Regions from separate parts of the Homo sapiens genome. Here region 1 is linked to region 2. The links are chromatin loops, found by intact Hi-C in ENCODE. Cell type or tissue: dorsolateral prefrontal cortex. All regions are shown on one strand.

Region 1 (8,000 bases), 410 kb before region 2:
TTGTGGAATTAAACATCTCCCAATCAGCAGCATGAAATCTTTTTCAGTATTGATTGCCAAATGATCCCAAAACTAGAGAAAAATATGTTGTCTTCCTCATTTATACTTAATTGATTTACAATGAAACTGTTATTTCATCAAACTGGGATTATCTAGCTTTTGCTCTTTGGTTTAACAACTTTGTTCCTTTCCCCTTTATATCATTAAAGAAAATTAGCTTCTTGCTAATAGATCACAGTTTATTAAAATAATGATCTGTCTTCATTGGAATCAAAGTAATGCCTTATTACATTGCTAAAACATTTCAGTTTTGTAAAGTAGAGCAAAAATGTTAAGTATGTAAAATAACCCCCAAAAAACCCTCCCCTTTCGTAGAAAACCATGAGCTGTTTTCCAAGAGCTTCATCTCCATGGAAGTGCCTGTCATGGTAGTAAATGGCAAGGATGATATGCATGATGTTGAAGATGAGCTTGCTAAGCGAGTGAGTAGGTTAAGCACAAGTACAACCATAGAAAACATCGAGATTACTATTAAGTCTCCAGAGAAAATCGAAGAAGTCCTGTCACCTGAAGGCTCCCCTTCAAAATCGCCATCCAAGAAAAAGAAGAAATTCCGCACTCCTTCTTTTCTGAAAAAGAACAAAAAAAAGGAGAAAGTTGAGGCCTAAATAAAGTCTTTTTATAATTATTATTATAACAATGTGACATTGCACATCTAAATACCACATTTAAGTTGATCATTAATATGCAATGGTAGATCAGATTGGGGGATGTAGCAAACTGGACTTTAAGAACTGGAAAGAGGTTTTACAAAAGAAAAACTTTCAGATTCATCTCTCATTTTATATGTCCAGAAATGGCTTTGAATTTTAAGCAATTACTAGTTTTAATTAGCTCTGCCCTCATGAAGTATTATTATAATTCACCATAAACAGCTATCTGTCTGAATTACTTCAGGCCTTCTCCATAATATCTGTTAGAAAGAAATTGCCAGTGAGCAAGTGAGAATTTTTATTTCTCAATACCTGCTTCACTTGATAATCATATTATAATTTTTTATCATGATTATTGACTATATTTTTGGAGTCCCATTGTTTCAGTGGGCATTAACAGAATGCTTTAAAAACTTCTAAGACAAGAATCTATAGCATTAGTATACACTGGCACATAATTTTTTAAAAAGTTTTAAGAAAAGATTCATTTGGAATTTTATTCACAGTATAAAATTTCCTCACCTGAAGTAACTTTGTTTGCCAAAAAAGTTGTTTTAATAAACTATAATTTTTGAAAACTTCCTTTTTTATTAGTTTAGAAAGCCCCTTATTTTTCAACAAAGGGGATTTTGTACACATAACATGGGTTATTTAGTTTAACTCTGGCAAAAAAAAAAAAAAAAATTTTGTATGTTGATGTTTGTATACCGTTCAGTATAAAAGTGTCCTAAGCATATTAGCCAATCTTTTCACAGTAGAGCATACTTAAGGCTGCTTGGTACTGAGTATACTTAAATATAACTCCAGAATCCAGGGACTTGGTGTTAAAACAGGATTAGAGCATGTAAAGGTACATCTAGATTCATATTTGAATCTTAAACTGTATTTTTCTCTTAGTATTGCTAATGAGTAAAGAAAAGTCTCATAAGGTAGCCAAATGAAAAAGAATGAAAGGGAAAGTGAAAAATTAAGGGGACAAAAGATGGGATGTGAAAAGAAGAATTCTAGTTTGATGGTGACTCATATTCACGATAGGATACAAAGTGTGATTTGTTGGAAACATGTCCCAAATTTCTAAAATTCTGCTTCTCTGCCAAAAGCAATGTCTTTCTTGGTTGATATTTGAGTTTTAAAAGGGTCAAATCTTTCTAATTTTTTGTATCTTTAGAGGGCAGCACTAGAAGAAATCAGCAGGTCTAATCCCACCAGTAAGAAAACTACCACTTCTTGATTTTTACAGATTTAAAAAAATCTTTTCAGTGACCTTTCTTTTTAATGTAAATACAAATTTAAACCTAGGCTTAATATAGGCGTTTCCCCTTTCACCCAAGTGATGTCACAGTTCGATGCAAAATCAATGATCCAGAATGATCGTGGGTAAAAATAACTCAAAGTGTTTCTTAAGGGTGAGTTGGCATGCAAAAAATTACATTGATTACAGTGTGTTTTGGAGCTGGCTCTGTTTGTGTGCATATGATAATGCAGAGTTGAGCCAGAGCCTGGAAATGTCATTCTAGATCTCACTAACTACTGGAATCAGTGTTTTAATCTCTTGGTGGAAACTTTCAGTTGCTTAACTCTCTATTGGAAGATTTTTTTAATGTTCTACATCATTTATGTTGTATTACAATGTATGTAGAAATAGTAACCTGTGAACTATGCTTTTCCATAACTTTTTAAAAATATATATATCTAAATGAATGCAATGTGCATAAATATTTTTTAAACATAACAGTGAACTATTGCACCTTTTGCTAATGCCTCTATTTACTTGCTTTGGCATAAAGAATGAGCCAATGAACCTCTGTGTCCTGTGGAAAAATGTATAAATGTTATCTGATATTGCTCTTAGATGTAATGCTAATTAATGTTAAATCACAAATAAACAGTATTTTAAATATACGGACTTGTATCATGAGGTTTCCATTCACAGGTGGTTACTTAGCCTATTCATGGTCTGTTGAGTTTTATACTTCAGTGAAACTTGGTAAGTTATTGATGCTTCTGAATAAAGAATGTCCTGATAAATATATTTTCAAATTAGTTGAAAATTATATATATATACAAAACCTGTCTTTTTTCAGCTTATGTTAGAGGAGATATTCCCTGAGAGACCTGTTTTGTCTCTTGATAATGGGTATGGCAGCCTCTATCAATGTAGAATAGATGTTGCAGGATATGTACCTCTCTGATTTTTAATGTATTTGTTGTACAAATAACAATGTAATAGAAAAACAGCAGAAAGAGTAGAAAGTAGTTCACAATTTTATCACATTCACTTTTTTTTTTTTTTTTTTGAAACGGAGTCTCACTCTTGCCCAGTCTGGAGTGCAGTGGCACAAACTTGGTTCACTGCAACCTCCGCCTCCCACGTTCAAGTGATTCTCATGCGTCAGCCTGTTGAGTAACTGGGATTACAGGCATGCGGCACCATGCCCAACTAATTTTTGTATTTTTAGTAGAGACAGAGTTTTGCCATGTTGGTCAGGCTGGTCCTGAACTCCTGACTTCAAACAGTCCACCCACCTCGGCCTCCCAAAGTGCTGGGATTACAGGTGTAAGCCACTGTGCCCAGCCTTTTTTCCTTTTTGACATGGTCGCCCAGGCTGGAGTGCAGTGGTGTGATCATAGCTCAATGCAGCCTCAAACTCCTGGGCTCAAGTGATCTTCCTTCCTTAGCCTCCCAAGTAGCTTGGACTACAGGCATGCACCACCACACCCAGCTATTTTGTTTCTTTGTTTTTTGTTGAGACAGGATCTCACCGTGTTATCCTGGATTCAAGTGATGCTCTTGCCTCAGCCTTTCAAATCATAAGGATTATAGACGTGAGCCACCATGTCTGGTCCATATTCACATTTAAAAAAATTATATTCCCTTCCAGCTATTATCTAGTTATATATATTTATATATATATCATTTATATGTAGGTGTTTTTTATATATTATGGTGTGAATGTAATTTTTCAGGGTTTTTTTTCCTACTTAGATAACACATCTAGATTTTCAAACTAAATCTGTCATATGAATAACTTCTTGTGATTATTTTTCTACTTTGCCCTAAAAATACAGTACAAGAGGAGGATAACATGTTAATTGAGGGCTCTGGTTAATTGAAGTTTTTACTATAATTACCCATTATAAAAATGAAGGGTTTGGTCAGAGAAAAATAGTCATAGTCTTGGGCATATTTAATTATTACCTTGGCTTGTAAATCACCCTGTGGTAAAAAATTGCTATTTTAGAAAGATGCTCATTTCAAAATTCCCTTTCATAAAGCAACAAAGGCGATTATCTTCAGTTCTCACTTGAGAGTCAATATAGTAGAAAAGTTCGCATGTGCCTTTTCTTCATTGATTAGTATTTTCATTCAGGGAATAAAAACCAAACTGATAAAATTTGTGACAGCACTGGCTTCTCTTAACATCAGGCCCCTTTTTCCCCCCCACATAGGCAGAAAATACAGACTGGTTATTTCTTTTCAAACTCAAGGTTGATACATACACATATCCAAGTTGCAATCTTGGCCAAACTGGGATTTTGATAAAAACAGTCTTGTTTGTGGCCACTAGAGGGAGTAATAGATCTAACAATCCAATGTTTCCATTCCTTGCACTGAACTTCCCTATTTAGTCTGTAGGCACCATGTTTGTTGTGAAATACCCAGAACTTGAAAGAGAAGGCATTTCCTTTGTTGTTTATTCTCCTCAGTAGATCGTTCTCGACTTTGTTTCCTTAGCAGGTCTCATTACAGATATCACCCACAGTGGAGAACACATAGAAAGTTGTGGTGTGCTCTCAGAGGCTGTGATAGGATATGACACCTCAGAGTTTTCATACCTGTGAGTGACAAGACAATGCCTTCTTCAATAATTGACTTTTTTTTTTCTTTTTTACTAAGGAGCTAACCGATAATATTTTTTGTTGATGCCTTCTGTGTACCAAACGTTAGGCTAAATGCTTTTCATATATGACTTCATTTGGCCTTCCCAGTATCCCAACAAAGTAGATGATATTATTCCCATTTTGTAGATAATGAAACTAAGGCTTGTAGAAGATGAAAAGTAGGTGGTAGGATTCCACCCATAGAGATTCAGACTTCTATAATTACTCATGCCATCTGTGTGCCAGACCCTGTGTGGCTGCAGTACATTTCCATGGTTTTTAGGAAGAGGCAGTTATCTTAGTTTGGACTGTAAGTCAAGCCACGGTGAACTTGTATTTTGATATAAGTAGATTTGGGATCAAACATTGACTTTTGATTTGGAAGACTTTTTTCCCTAACAAATCACCTCAAGAATGAAGAAATTGGTGGATACCTGAGAAGCAGGAATGACCTGTGGTGATAGCAACCTTTAGGATAAAGAACCAGCTCCTAAATCTTACACCATGACACCTGGAAGACAAGTTATCATACTTTTGCTTAAGATGCAGCAGAGACTTGAGAAGAAGCCCTTTTTCTTTTTCTTTTCTTCTTGATTTCCATTATTGGAAACAGAAGAAACATTCTAAGGAAAATGTTTTTAAAACCAGAAAAGGTAGCTTAATCTAGTTACAGAAGTCATTTTAAAGATCAGAAATACACTGTATCTACAATTTTATTTAAATGAGTGTAATTGAAGATGGTCTGTCTTGGAGAAAAACAATGTAGAAGCCTTTTGGGGAAACTTGATAGAAAAAAACCCTGAATTTGCATACTCTTACTTTCAAAGGGGTTTCATTTCTAAGAGCTGACCATTAGGGGGCAATAGTGGATCTAAATTTAGTTTTAGTTCATTGAGGGAACTCCTTCGAAGTATTTTTGGGCTTGATTTAGAACTCTATTTTGATTATGCATTGCTAGGTGCAGTCTAAGGTTGAGGAAAGTTTATAGATACCAGATTATTTTATTTGTTCCTTATAGCCTGGTTATCTTGTTCTGACTTTGTAAGAATTATCCTTCTGAGAGCTGGTGCTTACCTAATGTCATACACTTCATGGGGGCGCTAAGCCCGGATTCAAGAAAAGGTCTTCAAGTCTTCATTTCATGCTTGTCATACCACAGTTTTCCTTGGAAACCCATCAGGGCATAACCTACGAATGGATAAAATAGATAATAGATACATTTTCTAAAGTTTACTGCAAATTGTGATGTTTAGAACTTTATTACGGGAACAGTTTAGAGAAACACATTGCAAGACCAAGCCTAATTATTATTTATCCATAGTTGTTTCCTAAAGTTTCAAGTTTTTAGATGCTCCATGAGTCTTTACAGTATTGTCTCAAGTTGCTGATTTCTTTACTGTTGGAACCTCTAATATTTTAAATGCCATTTACACTTCAAGTGACAAACGGGCACATTTTGATATTCTGTACCAAAAAAAAAAAAAAAAAAAGCTTTTTTTATCTAGCAGAAAAATAGATGGATATATATCCAGTCCACAATTCCTTTTTATTTAACAAAAAGTTTAGTATGAAAATATACATGATCCAATTTTTACGTCATAGTAAAATAGGCCCTTCGGGGAGAGGTCATGGATTTCTCTGCAAAACAGCCTTGATTTATACTCATCCCAAGGCTTCTAACATGATACAATTTCCTCATATCACCATGAGGAATATCATTCTGTTACCCACTAGTTGCAATCTCCACACATCCATCAATCAAAAGATTCATAAAGGGATCAAATCCCTGCAATATTCCTTAGACATGTCTGTCACCAGTTAAATCCAGCAATAATTCTTGTCTATTCATTTTTCCAACTCAGGAAAGAGATCCTTGCTCATGGTGTTGACTCCATGGACTCAGAGCTGCCATGACACAATTTTCACCCTCCTTCACGCTCCCGAAGTAGGCCTGGCCCACAATTATTTTTAAGGCCTATATAATTTCTGGTTGGGTAAGTCTTTATACTGAAGCTGTGGTGAAGGGGGTTTTTGTTGTTCTTGTTGTTTTGAGATGGAGTCTCACTCTGTGCCCAAGCTGGAATGCAGTGGTGCGATCTTGGCTCACTACAACCTCCGCCTCCTGGGTTCAAGCGATTCTCCTGCCTCAGCCTCCCAAGTAGCTGGGATTACAGGTGCCCACCACCACACCTGGCTAATTTTTGTATTTTTAGTAGAAATAGAGTTTCACCATGTTGTCCAGGCTGGTCTTGAACTCCTGACCTCAGGTGATCCACCCGCTTCAGTCTCCCAAAGTGCTGGGATTACAGGCGTGAGCCACCATGCCCGTCCCGTGAAAGTTACTAAGTTGCCTTTTTGTTTCTAGATTTTATTTTTACACAAACGGTTTTGTCATTCTCCAGAGTCGGTCCTGACCTTGCTTCTGATGGTAAGAAAACCTCTCCAGTGCTATATGACTGCTGTCACGAGGCAAAATACTCGTTCCTTGCTGAACAACATGCTTTAATAGCATTGGTTTTATTCATCTAATTTGAACGTGTATTGAAGAATATTAGATTTCTAAGAAACTCTAGGATTTTTTAAAAAGTGTTTATGAAATGGCAGAATCAATATGTAGTACAAACTTGCAGCACCAGATGAAAGGACTTATAGGCAAGATTTTCCTCATTGTCTATATTAGACTCGCACTCAAAAAGCTGGTAAATATGTCAGCCCTATAGAAAGACCATTGCAGAGTGTTAATTGGACTTCTTAGACCAAACAGTGTCCCTTCAGATTGATATTTAGACTTGAAATTTTTGAGAAAAACTTGGATTTCCCAAAGCAATATAACATATCCTAGCAGATAGGGATGGAAATTAGGAAGTAGTACAGTTATAAAATGCAGGCTTTATTATTATTTTTTTCTTTGAGACAGTCTCACTCTGTCGCGCCCAGGCTGGAGTGCAGTGGCATGATCTCGGCTCACTGCAACCTCCGCTTCCCAGGTTCAAGCAATTCTCCCGCCTGTCTCCCAAGTAGCTGGGATTACAGTTGCCCACCACCACGCCCAGTTAATTTTTTGTATTTTTAGTAGAGACAAGTTTTCACCGTATTGGCCAGGCTGGTCTGGAACTCCTGGCAGTTGATCCACCTGCTTTGGCCTCCCAAAGTGCTGGAATTACAGGCATGAGCCACTGCACCCAGCAAAATGCAGGCCTTAAGAGGCAGACTCAGCCGGGCCCAAGTAATCCCAGCACATTGGGAGGCCGAGGCGGGCGGATCACGAAGTCAGGGAATTGAGACCATCCTGGCCAGCATGGTGAAACCCCCTCTCTACTAAAGATACAAAAATTAGCTGGGCATGGTGGTGCACGCCTGTAGTCCCAGCTACTCGGGAGGCTGAGGCAGGAGAATCGCTTGAAC
Region 2 (8,000 bases):
CACATGTACATATACATGTATACATACATAATAAATACAAGAATATATATTTTATATAAATACACATGTATTATGTATGTGTATATAATACATTGTTTATACATGCACACACAACACACACATATATTTTCTGCCAAATTTGCACGAGGAAACAAAGGGTACCTGTGGGCTCAACAGAAGCAATTTCTTCTAGGTTTCCCCACAGGCAGGGGCAGGGAGAGTTACCTGGCTGATTTCCTATGACCACAGATTAATTCAGCCCACATTGACGGAATATCTTCTCCATGCCAAGCACCGTGCTAAGTGGTGTGGGTACCGAGTCCCGTCAGACACGTACCTTTCCTTGGTCAACTTGAGCATTGGAAACTGAACATTCCTCCCAATGCCCTGGGTTAACATATGCTGGGGCATCATCCAGCTGCTGGTATGTACCAAAGATAGAGCTTCTTTCAAATGACCCACTCCCTTCACTGGAGGCCAGAGTGAAGGAGGCTGAGCAAGAAACCAGCCAGGCTAGCCGGAGCCCACAAGCATGGCCTCGGGTCTGGCTCTATGTTAATCCACCAGTTCCTACAGCCCTAATCAGATCCTGAGAGACCAATTTATTCTAAGTAATCAACAAGAATGGGAATAATGAAACAGGAAATGAATGTGTTAGTTTATAAGCCAATTCCTTGAGTCCAGCAGCAACAAGATTACTGCTGCTGCACTACTGTTCTCTCCTGATGGATGAGGCAAGTTGAGACCACTGCATAAGCAAAAGGTTGCTCAGAACGTAGAAAGACCACAAAGGGACGTGGGAATTATTTAGAGGGAGGCTAGTGGTATAGTAAAAAGAGGGTGGTCAGATGACATTGGTTGGAAATCATGGCTCCAGTACTTACTATGTGACTTTGGGCAAGTTACCTAAAAGTCTGTGTCAGTTTCTCCACAAATAAAATGGGCACCATAACACCTAACTCACACAGCTGTTTTAAAGAGTAAATGAGATAACGTATGGAAAAGTCCAGGCACAAACTAGATATCACCAAATGCTCACTTCCTTTTAATTATTTTTATAGATAATTTTCAACTGCAAGGTGATACATCACGTTAATTACTGAATATGGAAAATGTTTGATAAGCCAAAAGGAAAAAACTGAAATCTCCCACAATTCCATCAGCCAGAGATAACTGTTAGTAGCATTGGTGGACTGGGGAGAAGAGCATTTTATCAAGGCTCAAAGTAGGAAATTTGGTCCTTGGGACAAATAGCAGGAAATGAGAGCTCAGATCAAAGGAAGGGCACCCCGGAGGAAGGAGATGTGGTACAAGCAAAGGCATTGGTCACTCATGTGCCTTGGCTCACTGGCCTGTGTCACTCCAACCTCTGCTTCTGTCGTCACCTCTATTTTCCCAACTCCCCTGTCTTCTTCTTTCCCTTATCAGGACTCTTGTGATTACGCTGGGCCACTCCAGATGATCCAGGATAATCTCCCCATCTCAAAATCCTGAACTGAATCAGTTTTGTCATGTAAGGTTTCATATTCATAGGTTCTAGGAATTAGGGTGTGGACATTTGGGGGATTATTATTCTGCCCACCTCACCTGGGCAAGCCACTTTCTCTGGCCTGAGTTTCCTTATCTGCAGACCATGAGTCTCTGACACAAAACTCTTCACGATCCCTTCCAGGTTTTGCTGGTGGAAATATTTTGAGTGAAATCCAGGGGGACTGAGGTATAGAAACTGTACTCAATTTCTTATGGGTTTCCTTACTTCCTCCTCTAGAACTATACTCTCTCCTCTGAATGCTACCAATGTCATTTGTATGTAAGCTTTTATTTTATTTATTTATTTATTTATTTATTTATTTATTTATTTATTGAGATGGAGTCTCGCTCTGTCGCCCAGGCTGGAGTGCAGTGGTGTGATCTTGGCTCACTGCAAGCTCTGCCTGCCAGGTTCACGCCATTCTTCTGCCTCAGCCTCCAGAGTAACTGGGACTACAGGTGCCCGTCACCACGCCTGGCTAATTTTTCTGTATTTTTAGTAGAGATGGGGTTTCACCGTGTTAGCCAGGGTGGTCTCGATCTCCTGACCTAGTGATCCGCCCGCCTCGGCCTCCCAAAGTGCTGGGATTACAGGCATGAGCCACCGAATCCGGCCTGTATGTAAGCTTTTATTCATTGAAGGAGCCTGCATAGAGTGCTTACTATGTGCCAGGCCCTGTTCTAAGCAGATATGAAACCACTGAACTTTCCCTAATAGCCCTATGAACCAAGTGCTATTGCTATCCTTATTTTATAGAGGCACAGAGAGGTTAAGTATATCTTGCACAAGATCACAGAGTGGCAGGACTGAGGTCAAACTTCAGCTGTCTGGCTCCAGAATCTGTATTCTTAACCACTGGCCACCCAGCATCTCATCAAAGCCCTTGACCACAGTCATGAGGCTATTGCTTAAGTCTCTTCTCCTAGACTGTGGGCAGCTCAAGAGCAGGAGTCTTGTCTAACTCTGTGAATCCCAGCTCTGATAACAGCCTAGTACACAAATAAACCAAAATATAAGCATACTACTTATCTACTTGAGAGCCTCTTGATTAGGGCCATGATTGCAGGACATAATAATAAACATTTATGGGACACTTCAAAAGAAAACATAATCCTCATGCCAGCACTGGGAAGGAGGTACTATTATGATCTTCATTTTACAGACTAGGAAACTGCAGCAGAAAGAAAAAAGCTAAGTAATGTGCCCAAGGTCAGGAACTGGATTTGAGTTGAGAGCTGCTTGACTTCCAAGCTTGCATTGTGAAGGTGAGCATGAACTCCTTGAGGGCTGCAATTTTAAAGTTAGAACCAAGTTTGACTCTGGACAACCACAGAGAGGAACAAAAAAATGAACATTTTACTGGACAATGCAATATGCCAGGTTCTGGTGCCAGGTGCTTAACATAACTCAGGTAGTCCTCAGAACAACCTGGTTGTTCCGTTTCACAGATGAGAAAACGGAGGTTTAGAGAGACTAAGTGAGTTTCCCAAAGTCTACTGGGAGAGCCAAAACTGGGTATAATTCCACAATTCATCAACTTTCCACTATTACTAAGCTGCTGGGCCTCAGTTCTCTCATTTGAAAAGATGGAGTCCAGCTCAGCTTTTTTTTTTTTTAAACAACATTAAGTGTGTGCTTATTGTGTGCCAGGCACTGTGCTAAGAACTTCACATTTATTATGTAATTTCATCCTCATAACATTCCCTGAGGTGCTATATACTATTAGTATTATTTCTACTTTACAAATAGAGAAACTGAGGCTCAGACAGACATATGTTGTTACACAGCGACTCTGAGGCCCAGCCCGAGTTTAACTGAAGCTTGTTAGAATCATAAGCCAGACTCTTGCCTATTTTCCTGTGCGGCCTCCAGCAGTCTCTGGCAGCCTTTGGAGTGAGGACATCCTGTGTTCCTCCAGAATCAGAACAAGGCTGGGATGGACGTGGGATGAGTTCCTCAGTGCGTGGGCCTCTCTTCCTTTGGATTTCAAAGACTCACTTCAGTGAAGTCCTGTCAAAGTCAAAAGGTGACATTGAATGGACAGTCGGCCCAGGCTCAGAGTCCAGTCCTGGCACCTCAAGGGCTTGGCTATTTCCTCTGATCCTGTTGTCAAGGCAACCTTGGATCCCTTTGTGGTTCTGTGGTTATTCTCCCTCTTGTGTCCTTGTCTTCCTACGGTTTCAAGAGAATACTTTAGAGACAGCGGCTCCAAATGGCCTACTTGTCACTGATTGAAGGAGATGCTGACTTGAGATAAAAACAGTTCCTAGGACCCTTCAAGGCCTCAACTAGAAAAGGCAATTCTCTGTAAACACGTTGAGGGCAGAGGTTGTCTGTCTTATCATAGCTGTACCCCAGCACCTCACAGGATGCCTGGAACAGAGTAGGTGCTCAGTTAACATTAAGCAAATACATGAATGAATGAATGAATGAACTGATTATGCAAACGAGCTCCCTAAGCTTTTCAGGGGTTGAAAAACTGGGGCAGAGTGATGGGCTAAGATATGTGGCAGAACTAAGAATAAAAGTGCATGTGTGTGTGTGAGTGTGGGTCCCACGGCAAAGGCTCCACAACCCCTGTGATGCATTGGCCTGTGTACCTCCACCTCTCCTCTCCACGTCTTGTGAGCTAGAGCTGTTGGTTGGGTATAGACAGTTCCTGCCCACGCCAGGCTAAAGAAGCAATCTCTCTCTCTTTCTCTTCCTCCCACCCCCGTAAATTGTGGCAAAATACACATAACACAAAATTTACCATCTTAAGCATTTTTAAACGTATGTTGATGTTATTATGCAACTAATCTCCAGGACTCTTCATCATGCAAAGCTATCTCTTTAATCTTGTGTCCATCCCAATTTTACCTACTATTTTGAATTTTAGCTACAAATAGACCCTGGGTTTTGACCTCTGTATTGAGTCTTAGTGTGTTACAGGACAGTATTGGCGACCAACAAATGTTCACTGGGTAATTGATCTTACTCTGTGTTTTATTTTTTTCCTGCGTGCTTCAATTTCTCGGTTTACAAGCAATTTTGGCTTTGTGATGCATCCCACAATTACAAGAACTTCTTCACCGCCCTCTAGTGGTAAAGATGAAGATGTGACACTCAGAATAACCATTCGCCTTTCCTGCTGATGTTGAACATGGCCCCTTTTTTTCTGATAACTCGCTGGACTTTATATAATCCAAAATTGTGATTGCTCCAAAGTTGGCAGTTCATCCTCACTTTACAGATAAAGTTGACCTGTAGAACAGTGCTTCTCAAATTGGCTGGCGAAGAACCAGTTTTTAAAAGAATTTTAATCTGCAAACCAATCCATTGTACAATAAAAATGAATTATTAATACTGGACACATTACATTAAAAAACAAAGATATACAAAATTGAACCAAATTTTATTATCATATTCAACAGACAAAATTGCATTTCAATAAATATAATCAGAATAAACATAACGGGAAAAATAATTGCAAAATCTGTACATGTTTATTGAATGTGTGTATTATATGATTAATATATAAATTGCTATTGCATTTATAATTTTTGTTGTTCTGCAATTATAACTAAATGAAAAATTTTGAGTAAAATAGTGTTTCTCTACTTTGAATGAACACCATGCATATAAATATTGAGCATTCTTAATGGACAAATACACAAGTTATGGCTTGCCAACCTATCTAACCCAGCCAGAATGGACTATAATGCTACTTGCAAAGTAGAATGTGTGATGAGATTGCTTCTATTTTTGTTGTTGTTGTTGTTGTAATTTAATAAAGAATAATTATTTTATTTATTTGTTTACTTATTTATTTATTTTAGAAATGGGATCTCACTGTGTCACTGAGGCTGGAGTGCAGTGGCAAGATCATAGCTCACTGAAGCCTCCTGGGCTCAAGCGATCCTCCCGCCTCAGGACTGCCCCCCTCCGCCACCCCCATCCCCTGCCTGTAGCTAGGAAGGACTGCAGGCACGTACCACAGCACCTGGCTTCTATATTTTGTTTTAATAAGAGGTTAGTGGAGAACCAGTCTCACAGAGCTTTGTTAACGGGAAAGGAAAAAGAGATTTTAAGACAATTTTAGGAAGCTCAGGATTTCCATCTTTCACTTTTATTCAAAATGAAGCAAATGATTCTGTATTTTCAAAATTCGTCAATTATTCAATTGCCAGTTCCAACAGTTTATCCTGTAGAGTTAAATTGTCTTTCAATGAAAGCAACAGATTATGGATCTATGAATTTCCCATGCACGAATCTTCTTTTGATGGAAATAAAATGTAAATGTCCCATAACTTGTTTGACCATAACATTTTACAGATATGCAATATCAAGATTATCACTAACATCACTGATAATTGTTGCTAAACTATGGGGCATGTTGTAACAGTCTCTGGATATTCTGTTCTTCCAAGCTTCTGTCATTTTTGCCCTTCAATCTTCTTTGCCATTGAAAATCATGCTGCATTTTTTCTCCCTGCTTAGAAGTAGTAAAAGCATTTAAAATGCCAAAAATATCACACAAAGAAGCATGCCTATTGTCCCAAACCACATTGGGACCTTATAAAGATGTTTGTTTTACTTTCTAGGAACACTAAGAGTTTGTTTCACAGTCAAACATTCCTAATAGTACTTTTCTCTTCAGTAAGCATCGTATCTCACCTACAACAGTTGTTTATGATCAGCTTCCATATGAACACATATTATAATAAAGAGAATAATCTCGAATTTCATGCATTATCCTTTGCATAACTATTTTTTTGCTATGTAACTACACAACTAGACACTGTTTAATTCAGCTAACATTTTTTCATTGTAAAACTTTCCTGATTAAAAAAAGCAGTGCATTGATTTACATTCTTCAAACTTAGTATGCTTTTCTGTCAATGAAGCTGCACATTAAAGCATCTTCCTACAGCAGTCTTAAACCACATTCCTTGACAGTGTAATCCTTTATAGTTTTATACATTTAGGACTAGTTGTGCTTGTCATCAATGAAACTGAAAAAAATTCTTCCACTATGTTTGAATTGCATATATACTACATTAATTGTCATTTTAGCAGTATGTGGGCATTCAATAACTTGCAATGAAAACGACTTTGCTAGCCGTGTATCTGTGAGTTAATCTGCCATGTCATTAGCTAGTTACTGAATTCGTCTAGTTATGAAAAACGACATTTGAGTTACTTTATTTGCCACAGTCACCCATAATTTCAAAGATCTTTGATACAGTCTTGTGCTAAAGTCTTCTTTTTTAAATTTTCGCATCCCCAAATGCTGCTTTATAAGATGCTCATACATTACTAATGTTTATATGTGAAATATTGAACATCTGTTCTTATGAGTTTTTTAAATTCAACATTCTTTCAAGGTATTCTTTAGGTTTTGAATTTACTTCTTTTGTTTTCTATGTAAATGCTACATAAGGTTGATGGTCTTATGAGCTTTATTAGCTAGCATATCTCTACAAATAACATACTATAGTTTTAGAATATTAGTGTCAATTATGGCTACAAAACTGAACTCAATATGTGAGGAATTATACTTCTGAGTAAAACTAGTACAAACTCTTTTCGTAGTAGTTTAATTTCCTTGGAATCACTTCCATAGACATCATCTGTTTTACTATTGGTGCTGCTGTGCATTAGCAAAGGTGTGTCTTTTCTTGATGAAAACAAGTCTAGTGAAGTTTGCTTTGTCACCTCTAAATTACAGTTAAAAATTATTATGAAAGTCTGCTTCCTAATTTAGCTAATATTTTTGTTATTTATTTTTTCAATTTGAAAGCAATCACTGTTTATTAACTGATCAGATTACAGAAATAATTGTGGCACACACCATAGTTCATCCTTCTAAGGAGCTTTTTGATCTGGTTGTCCCTGTTGCCAGCATCTCCACCTTCTACAAAATAGGTGGTCTTTTCCTTCATTCCTCCTCATGGAGAAGATAATTTGAAAGGCCTGAGGAAGTTATTTGCTTCTTTGAAGCATTTTCCAACAGCACAGACCTCATGAATCAGATCCTCTGCACAGATGATTCCATATTTACCAAGAGATCAAGCCATCAAAGTGTTATCTGTCAAGACAATTTGCTTCATATTGATTTTGCTGTAACCACACTTGGAGACTAGTTCATTTACTGAATTCAGGTTCGGAGACTCTCATGCAATATATGGTTCTACAATCCTCAGCATGTAAATTGAAGCACTGTTGAACTTAACAAAGTTTCTGATGAAGATCTGACAAGGCAAAGAAGCTGCCACACCTTTCGGACCCTTGGGCTGCCACCACTGAGACCTCTGATCCTAATGATCAATGCCAATTTGGGTTCTGCAGGTACACAGAAGTTGCCAGCTTTTCTTGCCATTCTAGCCATTCATATCTCAGTTCTATACATCTGTCTATATTCCTAGTGATAGTGTTTAGCTTCTTCATAGATAAGCTTCCTTCCTTCCTTTCGAAGCATCCTTTGGGC

What was found. Peaks named below come from ENCODE experiments on the same cell type or tissue, not always from the same donor. Only the 100,000 strongest peaks of a DNase experiment are listed, where the experiment ranks them.
Region 1: a loop joins it to region 2, with 6 times the contacts of the local background. A loop is called at or near these places in 40 of 110 quality-filtered maps.

Annotation. Positions count from the first base shown.
Region 1 is chr10:110,132,951-110,140,950 of GRCh38, forward strand. It overlaps ADD3 (adducin 3), which reads left to right. Exons shown (of 15, transcript NM_016824.5): 15 at 376-2,615. The coding sequence ends at 668. It also overlaps the pseudogene SNRPGP12. Among named protein-coding and RNA genes, the nearest start is that of MXI1, 71 kb to the right of the region's middle. In dorsolateral prefrontal cortex, CTCF peaks have their summits at 4,302 (motif pointing right), 4,509, 5,448 (motif pointing right) and 5,651; no DNase peak of the experiment used is centred here; H3K27ac peaks cover 4,109 bases.
Region 2 is chr10:110,542,747-110,550,746 of GRCh38, forward strand. It overlaps the pseudogene RPL7P35. Among named protein-coding and RNA genes, the nearest start is that of SMC3, 21 kb to the right of the region's middle. In dorsolateral prefrontal cortex, CTCF peaks have their summits at 4,620 (motif pointing left) and 4,819; a DNase peak (open chromatin) is centred at 3,423; H3K27ac peaks cover 1,917 bases.